2 separate regions of the Homo sapiens genome follow, and region 2 is linked to region 1. The links are chromatin loops, found by intact Hi-C in ENCODE. Cell type or tissue: HepG2. All regions are shown on one strand.

Region 1 (2,500 bases):
CTAAGTCCCGATAAGGCGGATGGGGCGACGGGCTGGCTGGCCGCGACGTCGGCCGTCCCGGCGGAGGTGTGACGGGCTTATCCGCTTTGGGCGCTCTGGGAGGCGGGGGTGGGCGCCCTTCGAGGTGAGTGCGCCGGGAGCGGCCGCCCAGCTTCAGTCATGCACCCGCGGTGCCGGGCTTGGCTGAGGAGGCGAGAGCCCACGCGCCGCAGGGAGGAAAGAGAAAGTGAAGCGCGGCGCTGGGGCGACGATGGGCGCCCCCCGCGGCTGCCCGGGAGCACCGTGTGCGCCGCAGCTCGGGGCGACGCGGGCCAACACGGCGGCCGCGACAGGCCAATGGTAGGGTCGAACTGGGGGGGCGCCCGGGCCCCGTGGCGGGTTCACTGCCCTCGGCTATGAGGTCCTGCGCGGCTGGTGCGGCTCCGCTCCTGTTGTCGGCGCCGCCTCGGTCCCACTGCCCGCCCTGGGTAGCGTCTCCGCCCTTGGCGGGAGCGGGGCGCTCTCAGACTGACTGGCTCTTTCTTAATATTTCGGCCCTCGTCCGCGCCCGTCGTGCCCCTGCAGGGATTGGCGCGAGTCACCTTGGCGTCTCCTTAACCCTTGTGTCCCTGGCGTCATCTCTGACTCTCCCAGGGGCGACTTCTTGGCAGAGCGGAGCTCGGGGCCCGGATCTCCACAGGGGCTCTCAGTGACCCCTTCTGGACTCAGTCCGGGAATGAGTTTGTGGGGTGAGAACACCGTCCCCAGTGCGGGGCCTGGCTGTTCGATTTTCTCCGAAGCACCAAAAGGTGACTTCCCGCGAGGGCGATGAGTAGTAGCCCGAGAGGCGCATCCCCGACAGTCTCGGACCTACGCAGCCCGGTGGACTTTGGGGCGACCTCCCGTGGGACTTGGCCCGCCGAATGCAGACATTCGGGCCTGCCGGGGTGGCGGCAGTGGGGCGTCGAGTCGAGAGCCCGGCCGACCGACGCGCGACCCGCGCGCGTGCCACTGCAAGCTCTGCCTGCCGGCCGGGAGTCTCCAAGGCAAGGGACGCACTCGGCGGCCCCGGGCCACGTGCTCCCTGCGCGCGGTGCGTGCCGAGGCCCGCGCGCAAAGCCCGCCGGGCGGGGGATGCGCGCCTGCGCGCCGCGACCTCCCTGCCCCCACTGCTCCCCGGGGCTTCGGCCGCCAGGGGGCGAGAGCGGGCGGAGCCGGGGTCCGCGGAGCGGAGCGGGGCGGGCCGGACTGAGAGGGCCGACAGGTGGCCCGGAGCCGCTCGCCGGACAGCGGCCGAGGGGTTCCCGCAGGCCCGGACGCCGGACCTCTGTTGGTATTGGTGGCCGTGTCGTGTGGAAAAAGTTACCGGGCGCCCGGGGCCGCGCTGCCTTTTGGATCCCGGGCGGAGTCCCACCCCCGAGGTGCTGTCGGGATCCCTAGCCGCCGCGGGGAGGCCGGGAGTTGGTGGCTCCGGCGGCAGGCCCCGGCCTGGGGCACCGCCAAGCAGCGGTTTGCGGCCTCTAGGAACAGCGGTCGGATTTGGGGGGTCGGTGTGCTTTGGCTTTTTTAGATACCTGTCCTGGCCGGGGCGGTGCGGCCTCGCGGGCCTTCCAGGCTGGCGCGCCTGTGGGGCTCTCCCCGAGCGCAGGCCCCTCTCTCTTTGCCTTATTTATTTTTGGAACATAACCTGCCGCCTTTCTAGACGGCTCGAGGGGCGGGCTCTTTGCACTTGGAAGCAGGCTGATGGGCGTGAGTGTCCGGGGCTCGTCCACCCGGCCGGACGGGCTGGGGGCTGTGGCGCCACATGGCTCCTTTTTCCTGGGAAGCGCCAGGGGGCAGTGGGAACCGCCACCGGGGCCGCTGTAGCGGGCCTTAAAGGATGGGAAACCTTGATCACAGATGCCCCCCGCCGGCCTTCCTTCCACCAGACCAGTGGGAGAGGGACCGCAGGGGCATCAGGCCTTTCTCAACATGCGACTCTTAATTTGGGACGGACAGAACAGCCGTACAGACCAGTAGTTCTCAGCGCCTTTGCTTACCCTGGGTTGCTCAGAAGACTTACTGGTTACTGGTTCCTTCTTCCCTTTTGAAGGACTTAAAGGAGAAGAAGGAAGTTGTGGAAGAGGCAGAAAATGGAAGAGACGCCCCTGCTAACGGGAATGCTGTGAGTGTCTGCTTTGCTCCTGAGCCCTGGCAGCTACCGCCCCACAAAATTTTTCCTGTTCTACTTTAAACATACCTATATATGTGTGTGTATGTGTATATGTATAGCTTTGCACAGTGGCAGTATCGTAGCCAATGAGCTTTACCCGAGGCGCGATTATTGCTAGTTAAATATTTATAAAAACCTTTCGAGCAGCGCCTGAACAAGAATAGGTTCAGAGGAGACTCCGGTAGTCTGAGTTTGGGCTTGGCCCAGGGTGGGGAAAAGCCCTTGTCCTGGGGCAGTTAATGTGCAGGTTTCATGATGGAGCCTGGAGGGTGTTGACTGGAGAAGGGTCTCTGGGGTGGGCTTGGCTTG
Region 2 (2,500 bases), 660 kb before region 1:
GCGGCTCACCCCCACCACCTTTACCCCCTCCCCCGCCCTTCCCATCCCCCACTGCACTTCACTCATGTAAGACGTCTGCCCGGTGCTGGTCCAGGCGGGCATGTGAGTTTGTAGCCTCTGCTCCAAAGGATGGTTTACACATTATTTTTTCATTACCTTCAGTATTCCTGTGAATGGTTCAAGAGAGAAAGTCTTCATTTACTAAGATTTGGGTTCTGCCTCCCAAGTGACAATACGGGGCTGAGATCCCTCTCAGCTTCTTTGAGATGTGGCCACCATAAGCATCATCGTTGTAGGGACAGTCTCATTGCTGTCTTCTAGCAGACAGAAGAGTTAGGTGCCAGAAAGGACAATCTTGATGGTGGGTCCCCTCCCTGAAGGACTTTAAGAAGGCATAAAGGGGTTGGGGTGGAGGGTGGCGTGTGAAGGAGGAGGCCCTTGATTAGGTCAGTGGTCCCTGGGAGCCATCGGCGAGAGGCCTCCAGCCGGGTGACAGTCTGGGCTCTCGGGTACTAATCTTTCTAATATGGCAGTGGTTGTGGCACTTCTGACTTGAATTGATAATTCTCATATCTAATAAAACCAAGAAGTACCTCGTTGATATCTTATAGAAAACAAAATGGATCTTCTTCATTCTCCTAAGGGGCTCCTTGCAGAGAGACCCTGGAGAGCAGGGAAGCTTGGCAAATGGTGGAAATCTGTGGCCTGAAAGCCTCCCAGCCTCTGCCCTGGGTGACATCTCCCCTGCCGTACCAGCTGGGATTAAAAAACCTGTAGCGAGAAAGCATAAGTATATATTTAAAAAATGATTTTTAAATTTTTGTAGAGACAGGGTCTCACTATGTTGCTCGGGCTGGTTTCAAACTCCTGGGCTCAAGTGATCCTCCCACCTCGGCCTCCCAAAGTGTTGAGGTGACAGGCATGAGCCAATGGCCAGATTTTTGAAAAGACAGCATTCAGCTTAGGATACAATGGTGTGTGTGTGAGCGTGTGAGCACGCACATGCATGTTTAACCAGAGCTAAAATAACCTTAACTGAGTCTCAGAGAATTCTTTCTACTATTTGGGTCACACTTTTTCTCCTCTCCTAGTGTTTGTCTCCAAACCTTAGTGCACAAGAGTCCCTGGGTTGTCAAACCCAAAACTTAAGGCAACCCTGCAAAGGGGCCAGGAGCTGAGTCCCCAAACCTTTGAACTGAACGAGCCCCCCTTACCCTAGCAGAGAACTGTGGATTCAGCCTTGCTGGAGAAGACGAAGGACTGCCTGGTTAACTTGAAAGCAGCCTGTACTTTAAAGTGTAGCAAAGCAAAGCTGCAGGCTTTATTCCCTGGGGTCAGGAGGCCTGGACTTTGTCCTGTTTGTATGGCAAACACAGCCAGCCCAGTGAGTGAGTGCAGGAAGCTGGCTGTTTGTACCCAAGGGCTGCATAACCGCTTCTGACCTGGTTTTGTGTGTTAGTGGATCGAGGATTGGGACAGACGTGGAATTTGGCCTGGGCAGCCTGCCACTTGTGTAACCTTGGAGCTCAGGAAAAAATGAGGTGCAAGGGAGAGGGTGGATAGCCAGGATCCCACATGGACCCTTCAGATGCCTTTGGTCTGAGCCAGAGCCCTCTGGATCCCTTATATTGGGGCTGCCTAATTGGGACTGGAGGCAGAGACGGCCCTCCTGGGACATGCCATGGTTCACACTGTAGTGGGGGCCAGGATGTGGGGTAGCTCAGGTCCAAACCGGGGCTGGGTGCTGAAGCCACTGTGGGGCTGTGGTTTTGGCAAGGGTGAGAACCCTCTCTGGTGTCCTTCCTGGGCTCCCCAGCCCCAGCTGGGGCTCCTGCCACAAATGCAGACCGGGGACTGCCTGTTCTTTGACCAGTGAAATTCAGAGACCCTCAAGGAAGGCTTGAGGGTCTCTGAATTTGCTGTCCTCATCTGCACTTAGAGTAATTGCACTTAAGTTGCTGTCCTCATCTGCACTTAGAGTAATTAGGTGCCTCGCTTAGTCCTGTGACCAAGCCTGATTTTGAGTCGTGGTTACAGAAACTTAGTCTGTGTCTTGTAGCCCTGAGCTCCTCCTCTTCCTCACCAGTTAACAATATCTCAAAGAAGGGTGTTGTCCTGAACCATTACCATAACCCCAGCCTAAGCTCACCCTGACCACCACTGTCCCAGGTATATCACCGGCTCCAGAACTCCTGGCTGCCAGGGCAACCCCCGCCCCCAGCCCCTTGCTCTGGGACAGGAGGGAGTGGGTCTCACCTTTAGCCTCTGCCCCCGGTTCTGGTCTGACCCAGCACATGGCAGCTCCAAAGAGCGGACAAAACCTTGAAGCAAAGCCAAAGGGCCAGGCCTGAATGGGAGGTCAGAGGGAAGAAGGCCCAGGAGAGGGTCTAAGCCAGCCCTGTCTAAGAGGAATCTAACGCAGGCACATAGGTAGCTTTCTATGGTGGCCACATTAGAAAAAAGTAAAAAGAAATAGATAAAATTAATTTTAAGCATACAT

The links. A loop is a pair of places that touch in the nucleus more often than their neighbours do. Peaks named below come from ENCODE experiments on the same cell type or tissue, not always from the same donor. Only the 100,000 strongest peaks of a DNase experiment are listed, where the experiment ranks them.
Region 2: it touches region 1 in a loop (5-fold over the local background); 2 of 110 quality-filtered maps call a loop at or near these places.

Annotation. Positions count from the first base shown.
Region 1 is chr2:231,709,277-231,711,776 of GRCh38, forward strand. It overlaps PTMA (prothymosin alpha), which reads left to right. Exons shown (of 5, transcript NM_002823.5): 2 at 2,072-2,143. It also overlaps the pseudogene LOC124906134. Among named protein-coding and RNA genes, the nearest start is that of PTMA, 2.0 kb to the left of the region's middle. RefSeq lists enhancers at 1-573, 1,213-1,849 and silencers at 188-497, 988-1,397, 1,438-1,527, 1,828-1,877. In HepG2, CTCF peaks have their summits at 254, 1,179 (motif pointing right) and 1,814 (motif pointing right); a DNase peak (open chromatin) is centred at 1,085; H3K4me3 peaks cover 2,342 bases.
Region 2 is chr2:231,049,100-231,051,599 of GRCh38, forward strand. It overlaps C2orf72 (chromosome 2 open reading frame 72), which reads left to right. Exons shown (of 3, transcript NM_001144994.2): 3 at 1-620. It overlaps LOC112268432 (a long non-coding RNA gene), which reads right to left. Exons shown (of 2, transcript XR_002959456.2): 2 at 1-2,500. Among named protein-coding and RNA genes, the nearest start is that of PSMD1, 6.5 kb to the right of the region's middle. In HepG2, no CTCF peak of the experiment used is centred here; DNase peaks (open chromatin) are centred at 982, 1,402 and 2,278; H3K4me3 peaks cover 1,780 bases.